Regions from separate parts of the Homo sapiens genome. Here region 2 is linked to region 1. Evidence: read pairs that join two places in POLR2A ChIA-PET (ENCODE). Cell type or tissue: PC-9. All regions are shown on one strand.

Region 1 (8,000 bases):
TCCCGCTTCCATCACACACTCCTCACACTGCTGCTTCTCAAGCTGCACTTTTTTTTTTTTTTTTTTTTTTTTTTTTGAGATGGAGTCTCACTCTGCTGCCCAGGCTGGAGTGCAGTGGTGTGATCTTGGCTCACTGCAACCTCCGCCTCCTGGGGTTCAAGTGATTCTCCTGCCTCAGCCTCCCAAATAGCTGGGACTACAGGCACACGCCATCATGCCCAACTAATTTTTGTATTTTTAGTAGAGATGGGGTTTCACCATATTGGTCAGGCTGGTCTCGAACTCCTGACCTCAGGTGATCCACCCGCCTCAGCCTCCCAAAATGCTGGGATTACAGACCTGACTACTGTGCTGGACCGGGCATTACATTTTGAACCCACCTTCAACTGCCAACCCCAATCCACAGCTTGCTTCCCCCACGGGCTTCCACATGTCCATAAGTGGCAACTCCAGACCTTGGGATTATCTCTCTCTCACATGCCTTCATCCAAATCGTCAGCCAAACTTGGCTCTACCTGAAAAGTATATGCAGAATCCAACCACTTCTCGGCAGCTCCATCAGGAGCTCATTGTCTCTCACATTGCAGCAGCCTCCAGATAAGTGACCTGGCTTCCACTCAGCCCCATTTCAGATCGAGTCTTGATTCTGCAGCAGCCAGAGGAGTTCTTTTTAAACGTTTATCAGATCAAGTCACTCTGCTCAAAACCCTTTCCCGGGCCCCCCATTTCCAAGGCCCCACATATTCTGTATCCCATGACCTCTCTGACCTGGTCTTCCTCCTCCTCGTCTCTCTTCTCCAGCCCCACCAGCCTCTTCTGTGTTTTTTGACTGGGCATAGCCACACTCAGAGCCTTTGCATTGGCTATGGGATGCTCCATGGCCTCCTTCAGCCTTTGGTCACCTTCTCAGTGAGGCCTGCTTGCAACCCCCTCCCATGCCCGTTCCCTCCATCCCAGCACCCTATATACTCTGTGTTTTACTTATTTGCTTACTGTATCTCCTACCACTAGAACATTCTCTCTCTGACAGCAGGGTAGTGCTTACTCCTGTATCCCCACTGCTTGGCACATGGTGGGCACTTAATAAATGTGCTGAATCAGCTAGGCATTGTGGCTTATGCCTGTATTCTGAGTACTTTGTGAGGCCAAGGTGGGAGGATCACTTGAGGCCGTGGGTTTGAGGCCAGCCTGGGCAACAAAGTGAGACCCCCATCGCTACAAAAACAATATTTTAAATAAAAAAAAAAAAAAAAAAAAAAAAACAGGCGGGGTGCAGTGGCTCACAACTGTAATCCCAACACTTTGGGAGGCTGAGGTGGGCAGATTGTTTCCACCGAGGAGTTCGTGACCAGCCTGGGCAACATGGCAAAACCCCACCTCTACAAAAAGAAAAAAAAATTAGCTGGTTGTGGTGGTGTGCACCTGTAGTCCAGCTACCAGGGAGGCTGAGGTGGGAGGATCACCTGAACCCAGGAGGTTGAGGCTGCAGTAAGCTGAGATCACATCACTGCACTCTGGCCTGGGGAACAGAATGTAACTCTCTCAAAAACAAACACAAAAAATGCAAAGAACCCCCACAAGTATGAAATTAATGACTGAAGTGGAATGAAGATACATGAAAGAATTCAGAGGAATTAGATCCCCACCAACCCCTAGCCTCTTCTGCACCTCCTTTGCCTGCTGAAGCAATGTGTCCTCCCCTGAAAGACACCATGGACATCATGAAGGAGTTACCCTGTAAGAGGAAGCTAACTCTTCTCATGGCCCCTCCTCCCAATTCCTTATGATTTCCAGAGCTTTTAACTAGAGAGATATTTCAGCATGTCTGGAGACCCTTTCACAAAGTCAAGCCCAGAGCAGGAGGCTCACATATCAAAAGAGTTGCAAGACTGTTATTTTATGTTGGCCAAAATATAGAGAATATGTGTGGGAACAGACTGAAGTCCTAGACCAAGGAGATAAGAACATAAGTTTATATTGGGCTGAATTTATCAATATGGGTGCACTTAGCAAGGATTTGGATTCCATGCACCAGCTCAAGCTGTTGGGGGTTGTTCCACACGTCTATTTGGTTGGCTGAATAAAAACTGGATCCCAGCCGGGCGCGGTGGCTCACTCCTGTAATCCCAGCACTTTGGGAGGCCGAGGCGGGCGGATCACGAGGTCAGGAGATCGAGACCATCCTGGCTAACACAGTGAAATCCCGTCTCTACTAAAAACACAAAAAAATTAGCCAGGTGTGGTGGCGGGCGACTGTAGTCCCAGCTACTCCAGAGGCTGAGGCAAGAGCATGGCGTGAACCCGGGAGGCGGAGCTTGCAGTGAGCCGAGATTGCTCCACTGCACTCCAGCCTAGGCGACAGAGCGAGACTCCACAACAAAACTGGATCCCACTCAATGCAGTTAAGGTGCCAAAAGTTCCCTGATATAACACAGAGGAAAGAATCCAAAGCCTTAAGAAGATGTATTTATTTTTATTCATTCAAAATAAATGTTGAGGCCGGGCGCGGTGGCCCGCGCCTGTAATCCCAGCATTTTGGGAGGCCGAAGCAGGTGGATCACCTGAGGTCAGGAGTTCAAGATCAGACTGGCCAACATGGTGAAACCCCATCCCTACAAAAATACAAAAAGTAGCTGGGCATGATGGCGGGTGCCTGTAATCCCAGCTACTCAGGAGAGCAAGACTCCATCTCAAAAAATAAATACACACAGGCTGGGTGCAGTGGCTCATGCCTGTAATCCCAGCACTTTGGGAGGCTGAGGTGGGTGGATCACCTGATGTTAGGAGTTCGAGACCAGCCTGACCAATATGATGAAACCCTGTCTCTACTAAAAATACAAAAATTAGCCAGGTGTGGTGGCACGCACCTGTAATCCCAGCTACTCAGGAGGCTGAGACAGGAGAATCACTTGAACCTGGGAGGCGGAGGTTGTGGTGAGCCAAGGGGAAACAAGAGTGAAACTCCATCTCAAAAAAAAAAAAAATAATAATAATAATAATAATAATAATAATAATAAATACATACATAAATATATAAATGAATAAATGTTGGACTGAATTTGTCATGGACAACTCATCTTTTCCCTAACCAATCTCCTGGATTGAAGGGATTGAAGATTCAGAAGATACTCCTTTCCCCAAAGCCTTGGGAAATTCATTGCTGAGGGGTGCATCTTTAAAAAGTTTTAGTTTTAGTTTGCTATGGCTACCATGACAAAGTCCCACAAATTGAGTGTCTAAAACAACAGAAAATGTATTGTTTCACAGTTCCAGGGGTTAGAAGTCTGAGATCAGGGTGTTCGCAGGCCAATGTTCTCTCTGAAGACACTAGGTTATATTAGATTAGGGGCCATCCTACTGCAGTCTAACTTTGTCTTAACTTATTACATCTGCAATGACCTTATTTCCACATAAGGTCACATTCTGAAGTACTAGGGGTTAGAACTTCAACATATAAATTGGTGGGGGGTGCATAGTAAGCACCATGGTCACTCTTCTCCATAGGTTAGGGGTTCTAGACTCTTCTCCATAGGTTAGGGGTTCTAGACTCTTCTCCATAGGTTAGGGATTCTAGTGGGAGACACTAGAGTTGAAATGGCTCCTTGATTGCTTTTTTTTTTTTGAGGCGGAGTCTCACTCTGTCACCCAGGCTGGAGTGCAATGGCGCGATCTTGGCTCACCGCAACCTCCACCTCCCGGGTTCAAGCAATTCTCCTGCCTCAGCCTCCACCAGTAGCTAGGATTATAGGCATGCACCACCAGGCCCAGATAATTTTTTTGTATTTTTAGTAGAGACAGGGTTTCACCGTGTTGGCTAGGCTGGTCTCAAACTCCTGACCTCAAATGATCCACCCACCTCAGCCTCCCAAAGTGCTGAGATTACAGGCGTGAGCCACCGCACCAAGCCAGCTCCTTGATTTCAATGCAGATACAAGGAGTCTGGGGTGACAAGGGTCAAGCAGCAGTGTTGAGCTGCCAGAGGAGAGAGAGGAGCACAGACTGGGAATGCAGGATTTACAGGTTATCTGAATGGTCAGACCTGGAGGGATCTTTAGCAACCTGCAGGAATCTTTAGCAATAGGGACCCGATCACCAGACCCCTAGTACCAAAATAGATGGAGAGGCCAGTAGAGTCCCACCTATATAACAAGAGAGTGTGAGGTCCAACTGACAGAGACTCTACTGCAACAGAGAGGAAACCCTCACCAATTTTCTAGATAAAAATCAGTTTGCAAACTCAGGGGCCCCTGAACGAGGTGGGGCATGCACCCTTAAGGAGGGCCCTGTAAAAACAGCACAGATTCATCCTGGCATTTTCCTCACAATCTCCCCAAAGAGACCTGTGGCCACAAGCCAGGTGTGGCAGATATACTTGTGGTCTACCACAAAGCCATTTTTCACTTTTCTGTTTTTTGAGACAGAGTCTCGCTCTGTCACTCATGCTGGAGTGCAGTGGCAAAATCATAGCTCACTGCAGCCTCAACTTACTGGGCTCAAGCGGTCCTCCCCCCCTCAGACTCCTGAGTAGCTGGGATTACAGGCACGCACCACCATGCCCAGCTAAGTTTTTGATCTTTTTGTAGAGACAAGGTCTCATTATGCTGCCCAGGCTAATCTCAAATGATTACAGCCATGAGCCGCTGTACCCCACCTCATTTTTCACTTTTAATAAAATAGTTTTGCCAATACAGTGGTACGTGCTTGTAATCCCAGCTACTCAGGAGGCTGAGGCAGGAGGATCGCTTGGTCATGAGTTCATAACCAGCCAGAGCTACAGAGCAAGATCCTGTTTTTGTTTTTGCCTTTGAGAGAGGGTCTTATTTTGTCGCCCAGGTTGCAGTGGCCTGACCCCGGCTCACTGCAACCTCCAACTTCTGGGCTCAAGTATTCTCTTGTCTCAGCCTCCCAAGTAGCTAGGACTGTAGACACGTGCCACCACACTTAGTCATTTGAAAATTTTTTTTGTAGAGATAGGGTCTCATTATGCTCCCCAGGCTGGTCTCAAACTCCTGGGCTCACACAACTCTCCCACCTCGGCCTCTTAAAGCACTGGGATTACAGGTGTGAACTACTGTGTTCGGTGCAAGACCCCGTTTTTACAAAAATAAGATAAAATAGTTTCGTTTAAACAATAATGTACCCAGTAATGATCAGTCTAAACCAAATATGGCAACACTCTTCTCTGCAAGTAAGAAGTATTATATATATATTTTTAGATATAAATCCAATATTGCTGAAACCTACCTATGTCTTTGCAACAATATTTGATTCTATCCAAATATTATCTGATCCTTTCAAGCTCATTCTTATTGGTGTAAGAAAAAATGAAAATAGCCAGGTGCAGTGGCTCACGCCTGTAATCACAGCACTTTGGGCGGCCAAGGCGGGCAGATCACCTGAGGTCAGGAGTTCTAGACAAGCCTGAACAACATGAAGAAACCCCATCTCTACTAAAAATACAAAATTAGCTGGGCATGGTGGCGCATGCCTGTAATCCCAGCTACTTGGGAGGCTGAGGTAGGAGAATTGCTTGAACTCAGGAGGGGCAGGTTGCAGTGAGCGGAGATCACGCCATTGCACTCCAGCCTGGGCAACAAGAGTGAAACTCCGTCTCAAAAAAATAAAATAAAATAAAAAACAAATATCCTGTGACCCTATATGATGGCTATTATTTCCCAGTAACCCAAAATGCTACTCAACATAATAATATAATTGCCCTTTCTAGGTTATGGTACAACACTGGACCTGAAGAAAAACTCTGATATTGTTATATTTCATTCCTTTTATTGTTTTCTACTAAAATCTTCAAAACCTTCTTCCAAAAGTGCTGAGAAGCCTCAAAGGGAGTCAGGTGTCCACCCTAGGAACTCAGAGCCAAGAGACAGGTGAGGACCCCCGAAGCTGTCCCCCAGGCTCTCACCAGGCAGAGGTTAGTCACCACCTGAATCCTGCAAAGTTGCCTCTCCCTCAGACACCTTGGCATAGTTGGAGAAGGCAGAAACATAGCTGCTGGCCACCCCAAACCACCCAGAAGCAGCCCAGCGACAGCCATCCTCTGCCCTGACACACTGGGAGGAGCACAGGCGAACACCCGGCAATGCCCTGCCCCATCTTGCCCACAGAGGAGCCCCGCCTACAACCCACTTCCCGGAAAGCCAGCTCCAGGGCAGGAAGTATGGACAGCCCATGATGTTCTGAGGCATGGGAAAGAGAACACCCAGCCCCTTGTCTCCACCTTCCCGACCCCAGATGCAGGTGACAAAGACAATACCAGAATAGGCCGGGTGCAGTGGTTCACGCCTGTAATCCCAGCACTTTGGGAGGCCAAGGCGGGTGCATCACCTAAGGTTGGGAGTTCAAGACAAGCCTGACCAACATGGAAAAACCCTGTCTCCACTAAAAATATAAAAACTAGCTGGGTATGATGGTGCATGCCTGTAATCCCAGCTGCTCGGGGAGGCTGAGGCAGGAGAATTGCTTGAACCCGAGGCGGAGGTCGTGGTGAGCCAAGATCGTGCCATTGCACTCCAGCCTGGCCAACAAGAGTGAAACTCCGTCTCCAAAAAATAAAAATAAAAAAAGAAAAAGAAAATACCAAAACACTGGTCAGCATACTGTCACCACAGCCTCACGCAGCCACTACATCCTTGACCCAGCTCCCGGGGCCTCCTCCCCAAGAATGCCGCATTTGGAGCCCACATTCCCAGGGACCCCAGAATCCTTCCCTTAACAGTGCTCCACTCCAGCTGCACTGCCCCCTCCACATCTGCCTCATGTTCAGGGCCAAGGGCCCCATACCCCAGGTCAGCCCAGGGAAGACCCAGGCCGCCTGCCCATGTATGCCAGGCCAGGACTCACTCCAGGGCAGCATAATTCCTCTTCAGTGAGAGTGAACATGGGGGTGGAAGCTGAACGAAGGATCCCAACACAGACCTGCGAGGAAGACCACAGCACCAGGTGTCGACAGAGCAGGCCAGAAAAAAAACACTTCAGAAATGGAGAACTGGCTACCAAATACAACCTGAGATTATTTTTTAAAAAGTATTTATTGCAAAGAATGCTGGACACAGTGTTGCATGTGGCTGAGATTCAATACCATCCATTCTGGGGAACTCGGGAAAATATCTGCAACATGGGCACGCCAGCCAGCATGGCCGAAATGTGGCAGCCAATCAGCTACACCTCAGCCCATGCGGAGACCATGCCAGGGCAGAGGCCGGGGGGTTGCCCCCACTCATGCCCTGATCCCTGGATGTCCCTCTACCCTGTCCCCAGTCCTCGTAATGCATCCAGTCCAGCAACTCCTAACTCCCCTCTGTACACAGAGAGAAAAGGCCTCGGTGGTCTCACCTCAGATGACATCCAGAGGTACATGCACTGTTGCTGACCAAGGGAACCCACTATGGCTAACAAATGAGTGTGTCCAGGTGACAAAAGTCACCAAAACTCCAAAATACACAGAAGCAAAGGCTGCAGTCCTAATGTCCCAAAGGCATGGTCCTTGGGCTCTGGGTCTAAAGGGCTTGGGGCTCTGACAGATGAGTCTGGAAGGATCTTGCCCCGGCTCCGCCTTGGACATCTCTTAGCAGAGCAGCACACAAGGATGAGAGACCACCGGCCAGGGCCAGGGACGCTAACTTCTCTCAGGGACAGGTGGCATCTGCAGGCTGCAAAGCCCTGGGAGGCTGGAAAGATGTGCTACCCTCCAGGCACAGGCCAGGAAAGGCTCCGGACACAAAGGACTTGGGATCCAGGGGCCTGGCTTCCCCAGAGTCCACCTGTGGACAGCAGGGCACCCGATTACAAGTCCAGACACTTTCTGACCCAGCCCCACAACTTGCCAGCCAGTCTGTTTGCCAGCTGTAAACAGACTGCCCAGGCTGCCTCTCTGGGACCAAAAGAACTCAGGGGCATGACAGACACTGGACTTCACAAGGCCATTTTCACCAGACTCACGTGCACATGAATGGAAGGCTGTGCTGCGGCCGGGAAAATCCTCC
Region 2 (8,000 bases), 200 kb before region 1:
TTGGTTGGGGAGATTTGAATATGAAGTATGTATTAGAAGATGACAATGAAATAATTAGTTGTAATAAGACCTTCTGAGTATGTAAGGAAATGTCCAAACTTATTAGAGAGGAACTCTGAAGTATGTAGGAGTGAATAACATGATGTCTGAGACCTGTTTTAATATACTTCATCAAAGAAAACAGAGAAATAAAAGAATAGAGGGAGGAAATGTGGCAAAACATTACAATTTATTGAATACACATGATAGGCTTATGGGATCTATTATTGGCTCTACTTTTATGTATGTTTGAAAATGTTCATAACAAAACATTTAAAACCCTCTAAAACAGTGAGCTCTTAACTTATCTAGTTTACTTCTAAAAATAAAAAATAAAAGTGTCTTTACTTACACATTGTCCATCATACAGTTTAGTTATGTTAAGCCCTTCAAATCTGAAAGAAATTATATTTTAAAATTATTTTTGCTGTATGGTATATCATAAATTCTGACTAAATTTTACTTGATAATCTTTGGCTAAGTTTGGGAAATAAACATTCTGCTAATAATGAATTCTTGGCAAATATTTAAAAATTCTACTATATGAATTTTTATTTGTCAAAGACATTGAGTATAGAAAACATACTCAGTCTACAATAAAATACAGAAATTCAAAATAGCCTTTGAAAATTCAAGTAGAAATACAGAGGATTAGAAAAAGAATGTGTCTTAAAGTTAAAATATGCATTTAATGAAAGCTGAAACATCGCTACTGACCTTACAGAAACAAAGGATTAAAAGAGAATACTATGAACAATTGTATGTCAATAGATTAGATATTCTGGATGAAATGAACAAATTCCTAGAAACACACAAATTATCAAAACTTAATAAGAAATAAAAAGTCTCAACAGACCTATGACAAGTAAAGATACTGAATCAGTAATAAAAAATGTCCCGACAAACACCAGATGGCTTTAGTACTGAATTCTACCAAAAAAAAAATTTTTTTTTTTTTTTTTTGAGACAGAGTTTTGCTCTTGTTGCCCAGGCTGGAGTGCAGTGGCACGATCTCAGCTCACTGCAACCTCTGCCTCCTGGGTTCAAGCAATTCTCCTGCCTCAGCCTTCCAAGTAGCTGGGATTACAGGCATGCGCCACCAGGCCCAGCTAATTTTTTGTATTTTTAGTAGAGACTGGGTTTCATCATGTAGGCCAGGCTGGTCTTGAACTCCTGACCTCAGGTGATCCACCCGCTTCGGCCTCCCAAAGTGCAGGGATTACAGGCATGAGCCACTGCACCTGGCCTACCAAATATTTTTAAAAGATTTAGTACCAATCTTTCTTAAACTCTTCCAAACAATACAAGAGGAGGGAACACTTGCTACTTCATTCTATGAGGACAGCATTACCATGTTATCAAAGACAGACAAAGACATCACATAAAGGAAAACTATAGACCAATATCCCTTGTGAATACAGATGCAAAGATTCTCAGAAAAATACCAACAAATTGAATACAACCACATATTAAAAGGATTATACACCATGACAAAATGGCCTTTATCCCAAGAATTCAGAGCGTTTCAAAAAAAAAATCAGCCAATTTAATAATATCACATTAATAGAATGACAGAAAAACACTGCATGATAATACTAATTGATTCAAAACATACACACATAATATTCAACAAAATCCAACACCATTTCATAATAAAACACCCAGAAAACTAGGAATAGAAGAGAACTTCTTCAACACGATAAAGAACACTTATGAAAAACCCATAGCTAATATCGTACTCAATGGTGAAAGACTGAAAGACCTGTATAAGATCAGGAACAAGACATGAATACCTGCTTTCACCACTGAGATTCAACATTGGACTGGAAATTCTAGGCGAGCAATTAGGCAAGAAAAAGAAATAAAAGGCATCCAAATTGGAAAGGAAGAAGTAAAATGATCTCTATTCAAAGATGATATGATTCTATATGTAGAAAATCCCAAATAATTAATATAAAAATGACTAAAGCTAATAAATTCAGCAAGTTGCAGAGTACAAGATTAACAAACAAAAATCAGTTGTGTTTCTATAACTATAAATCAGCAATGAACAATTTCAAAATAAAATTAAGAAAACAATTCAGTTTACAACAGCATCCAAAAAAGAAAATACTTAGTAAGAATCCTGGAGGTGAAAGACTTGTACACTCAAAACTACAAAATTGAAACTGCTGAAAATAAATAAAGAAGGCCTAAATAAATGAATGACATCCCATGCTCACTGACTGGAAGAATTAATTTAAGATGACAATACTTCCCAAAGCAATCTACAGATTCAATGAAATCCTTATCAAAATTCCAGTGGCCTTTATATTTTGTGGAAATAGAAAAGCCAATCTTGAAATTCATATAGAATTGCAAAGGGCCCTGAGTTGCCAAAATCATCTTGAAAAAGAAACAAAATTGGAAAACTCCAAATGTCCAATTTCAAAAACTTACTATAACACTACAATAATCTTGCAGTGTCAGCTACTTGGGAGGCTGAGGCAGGAGGATTGTGTGGGCCTGGGAGTTCAAGACTGCAGTGAGCTATGACCACACCACTGCTCTCCAACCTGGGAGATGCAGTAAGACCCTGTCTCCAAAAAAAAAAAAAAAGTATAATAATCAGTGGTACTGGTACTGGTATTAGGATATAAATACAGAACAAAAGAAAAGAATCAAGGATCCAAAAATAAACTCATATATCTATGGCCAATTGATTTTCAACAAGGGTACCAAGGCCATTCAATGGGGGAAGAGGATAGTTTCTTCAACAAATAAAGCTGGGACAACTGGATAACCACATGCAAAAGAATAACATTAGACAGGGTGGGCATGGTGGCTGATACCTATAATCCCAGCACTTTGGGAGGCTGAGTCAGGCAGATGACCTGAGGTCAAGAATTTGAGACCAGCCTGGCCAACATGGTGAAACCCAATCTCTATTAAAAATACAAAAATTACCCAGGCTTGGTGGTGGGCACCTGTAATCCCAGCCACTGGGGATGCTGAGGCAGGAGAATTGCTTGAACCCAGGAGGTGGAGGTTGCAGTGAACCAAGATCGTGCCACTTCACTCCAGCTTGGGTGACAAAGTGAGACCCTGTCTCAAAAAGAAAAAAGAAAAAAGTTAGACCTCTATCTCACACCATATATAAAATTTAATTCAAAAATGGATCAATGGGGCCGGGCGTGGTGGCTCACGCCTGTAATCCCAGCACTTTGGGAGGCCGAGGTAGGGGGATCACAAGGTCAGAAGTTCGAGACCAGCCTGGCCAGCATGGTGAAACCCCGTCTCCACTAAAAATACAAAAAATTAGCTGGGCGTGGTGGTGCACACCTGTAGTCCCAGCTACTCCGGAGGCTGAGGCAGGAGAATTGCTTGAACCTGGGAGGCAGAGGTTGCAGTGAGCTGAAATCATGCCACTGCACTCCAGCCTGGGAACAGAGTCAGACTCTGTCTCAAAAAAAAAAAAAGATCAATGGGCTAAAACTACTAAACTCTTAGAAGAAAAATTAGAGGTAAATCTTTATGCCTTTGGATTTTACAGTGGTTTTTTGGGTGTAATAGCAAACGTAAGAACAACAAAAGAAAAAATAGATAAATTGATGTCATCAAAATTAAAAACTTTGTGCATCAAAGGACATTATCATGAAAGTAAAAGGCAACCTATAGAATCGGGGGAGAAATATTTGAAAATCATAGTATTTAGTATTCAAAATATATAAAGAATTCTTACAACTAAAACATAAAGACAACACAATTTTTAAAAATGGGCAAAGGACTTGAGTAGATATTTCTCCAAAAAAGTATATGGATAGCCAAAAAGTACATAAGAAGATGTCCAACCTCATTAGTCATTAGAGAAATGTAAATGAAAACTTGATGAGATACCATTTTCACACCCACAAGGATGGATATAATAATATTTTTAAAAAGTACTAGCAAGGATGTGAAGAAATTGGAACTCTCATATTTCTGGAAGAATGTAAAATGGTTCAGCCCCTATAGAAAAGTTTGATGGTTCCTCAAAAAGTTAAACACAGAATTACCATATAACTCAGCAAATTCCACCCCTAGGTATATAACCAGAAGGCTGAAAACAGGTACTCAAATAAATACTTGTACACAAATGTCTATAAGAGCACTCTTCACAATAGTTAGACATGGAAACAACCCAAATTTCCTTCAATGAATAAATAAAAAAATTGTGGTATATACACATAATGGAAAACTATTCAGTAATACAAAAAGAAATGAAGATATATGCCACACTGTGGATGAACCTCAAAATGATTATGTAAGTGAAAGAAGCCAGACACAAAAGATCATAGGTTGTATAATTCCAGTTATGTGAAATATACAGAATAGTAAATCTGTAAAAACAGAAAGTCTATTGCTAGTTGCCAGGAACTGTGGGGAGGAGGGAATGGGAAGTTAACTGCTTAATGGACATGAGGTTTTATTCTGGAGTGACAAAAATGTTTTGAAAGTAATAAAGGTGGCAGTTTTATAACATTGTAAATGTACTAAATGCTACCAATTTGTTCACTTTAAAATGGTTCATTTTATGTCATATGAATTTTACCTCAATCTTTAAAAATATGCATTTGCACCCATTTATAGTTATAAGAACTTTGATAAGTTGCTCCCCTCAGGTCTCAGTGTCTTCATTCAAAAGTGAGCCCTTTTGCTTGGACAGTGAAAATGGAGAAGTAAGAATCTTTAAAATTTCCTCCACGAAAGCAACAAGAACACTGGCAAAAATGGTCAGAATCAAGTTTTCCAGAATTCTGGGAATTAAAAAAAAAAAAATCAAACCATGCAGCAATCCAAGGAACATCTATTGAAGAAAAATTGCTGCTTCTCAGTAAGAATAGTGAGTTTCATGGCATTTTATCTTGCTCTGGACCCATCTGCAGCATTCCCAGTTCCATGGTAGTAATGAAAAACAACCACCCACAATCATAGTGAAAACCAGCAGCCTGGCAGCATCTGGAGGGAGAAGACTGGTGTTGGAATGCCTTCAATGCACCATTACCAGAGAATTGTCATTATTTGACCTGTCTGGGTGGTTCTCTGAAAGACCCATTTGCAAAGCTTTTATTTGACCATACTCAAACCTCTCTTGGTGCAAACAGCCTTTTCCCTGGGAAAATTTGTTGAAAACAATCAGAGGCAACTGTTTAACATCATGGCTGCTGCACAGTGTGTAACAGTTGTGAAAAACAATAGGTTAACCAAGAGCTTAAAAGTAAGTTAGGCAATGAGATGTCCATAGGAGGTTTTGAAAAGCTCTAACATGTTACTGGAAATACAGAAGGCCTTGCAGCCAGTGTAAGGCTTTCTGCATGCTCAGAAAAGACCAGAGAAAGTCCCAACATCTCATCTCTAACTAATCTTGTGGGTCTGTGCAAACATCCAGTGACCACTAAAGTGTAGCTTTAAACTGCCTGGTTGAGTAGAGACATGCCTCAGTGCACACACAAAGTTTTTGTTGTCAAAGACTGGGAGATTTATTGGTTCCAGCCATTTAAGGAAATTTTTTTCCAATCATTAGCTGATAATAAGATAATGAGTAGGACCAGATCAATGGCCATACATGACAAAAAATGCATACTTTACAGGATTATTTCAGAAGTCACTAAACTAACACATGGCAACAACAACAAATAACAGCAACAAACCTTGGATAGAGGTGAGAATCTGATTTCCAGAGTTGCCACATTATATTATTCAAAATATTCAATTTTCAACAAAATAGTCATGGCACGTACAAAGGAAAAGAAAGTATGGCTCGCATATAGGATAAAAGTCAGTCAATGGAATCTGTCACTGAGGAAGCCCAGATGTTGGACTTACAAGACATTTTAAATCAGCTATTTTACTTATGTTTAAAGAACTGGGCCGGGTGTGGTGGCTCACTCCTGTAATCCTAACACTTTGGGAGGCTGAGGCAGGTGGATCACTTGTGGTCAGGAGTTCAAGACCAGCCTGACCAACATGGTGAAATCCTGTCTTTACTAAAACTACAAAAATTAGTGGGGCTTGATGGCACAAGCCTGTAATCCCAGCTACTTGGGAGGCTGAGATAGGATAGTTGCTTGAATCCAGGAGGCAGAGGTTGCAGTGAGCCGAGATCATGCCACTGCACTCCAGCCTGGGTAACAGAGTAAGACTCCATCTCAAAAAAAAAAAAAAAAAAAAAAAAGAACTGAAGGAAACTGTATGTAAAGAACAAAGAACTAAAGGCAAGTATGAGAATGATGTCTCACCAAATAGCGAATATCAATAAAGAGACAGAAAAAATTTTCCAAGAACCTGAATAAAAATTCTAAAGTTGAAAATTACAATGACCTAGAATGAAAAATTCCCTGGAGGGGCTCATATAAGATTTGAGCAGACAGAAGAAAGAGTCAAATGTGCTTGAAGATAGACCAATGAATAGTAACCAGTTTGAGGAAAAGAAAGAAAAATAATTATGAAGAAAAAAGAACAAAATGGGTTAAAATGCCTCACATAACCAATAAGATAAAACTCAATTCAAATTGGGAAAAAAATGAATATAGCCACAGAGAAGTGTGGGACACTGTCAAGGGCATCAACATATACATAAAGGGAATCCCTCAAGGAGAGGAGAATACTTGGAAAAATAATGGCTGAAATTCCCCAAGTTTGATGAAAAACTTCATCCAGTAAGTTCAAAAAACTTACAATAGGATGCATTCTAATAGAGCCACACATAGACAAATCATTATAAAATTGCCAAAAGACAAAGGCAAAGAGAGAATCCAAAAAGCAGAAAGGGAGAAGTGAATATCACATGTAAATGATCCTCATACTGCTTCTAGCCTCCATGAATTCTGATGAATTCATGTGATTCCTCCATCAGGAGTCATGGAAGCTGGAAGCAGTGGGATGACAGTCAAAATGCTGAAAGAAAATGAGAGGTGGCCAGGCACGGTGGCTCACACCTATAATCCCAGCACTTTGGGAGGTGGAGGAGGGTGGACTGCTTGAGCTCAGGAGTTCAAGACCAGCCTGGGCAACATGGTGAAAACCTGTCTCTACCAAAAATACAAAAACAAATTTAGCTGAACATGGTGGGGTGTGCCTGTAGTCCTAGCTACTCAGAAGGCTGAGGTGGGAGGATCACTTGAGCCCAGGAGGTCGAGGCTGCAGTGAGCCACAATCATGCCACTGCACTCCAACCTGGGTGACAGAGTGAGACCTGGTCTCATAAATAAATGAATAAATAAAAGAAAAATAAAAAAAGAAAATGACAGTCAACCAAGAATTCTATGCCCACCAAACTATTCTTCAGAAAGAAAGGTGAAATTAAGATATGTCTAGATAAAGAAGAATTGAGGCAATTTGTTGCTAGCAGACCTACAAAATACTAAATAGTCCTTCAGGCTAAAATGAAAGGATCATAAGCAGAAACTTGAATTCATGTGAAGAAATAAAGAGCCAGTTAAAGTAACTATATAGGAAAATAATAGACAGTATAAACATATTTTTGTTTGTAAATCTTTCTCTCCTAAGAGGCAACTGCATAAAACAATTATAAATCTGTGTGAATGGGTGTACAATGAATAAAGCTGTAATTTGTATAACAAAAACAGTTCAAAGAAGGATGGGGAGAATGGAGCTATTTAAGAACAGCATTTTTTGGCTGGGTGTAGTGGCTCATGCCTGTAATCCCAGCACTTTGGGAGGCCGAGGCAGGCTGATCACCTGAGGTTAGGAGTTTGAGACCAGCCTGGCCAACATGGTGAAACCCCATCTCTACAAAAATACAAAAATTAGCTAGGTGTGTTGGTGTGCGCCTGTAATCCCAGCTACTCGGGAAGCTGAGGCAGGAGAATCACTTGAACCCAGGAGGCAGAGGTTGCAGTGAGCCGAGACCACAGTATTGCACTCCAGCATGCGCAACAAAAGTGAAACTACATCTCAAAAAATAAAAAAAAAGGAGCATT

The links. ChIA-PET counts read pairs that join two places held together with the same protein. Peaks named below come from ENCODE experiments on the same cell type or tissue, not always from the same donor. Only the 100,000 strongest peaks of a DNase experiment are listed, where the experiment ranks them.
Region 2: POLR2A ChIA-PET joins it to region 1 with 21 read pairs; 4 of 35 experiments call an interaction of 5 or more read pairs at or near these places.

The regions. Positions count from the first base shown.
Region 1 is chr3:48,510,657-48,518,656 of GRCh38, forward strand. PFKFB4 (6-phosphofructo-2-kinase/fructose-2,6-biphosphatase 4) reads right to left here. Exons shown (of 14, transcript NM_004567.4): 14 at 7,028-8,000. Among named protein-coding and RNA genes, the nearest start is that of SHISA5, 10 kb to the left of the region's middle. RefSeq lists a silencer at 487-687. In PC-9, no CTCF peak of the experiment used is centred here; a DNase peak (open chromatin) is centred at 3,995.
Region 2 is chr3:48,309,513-48,317,512 of GRCh38, forward strand. SPINK8 (serine peptidase inhibitor Kazal type 8 (putative)) reads right to left here. Exons shown (of 8, transcript NM_001080525.3): 7 at 392-434. MIR2115 (microRNA 2115) reads right to left here and starts at 6,947; the gene lies at 6,848-6,947. In PC-9, no CTCF peak of the experiment used is centred here; no DNase peak of the experiment used is centred here.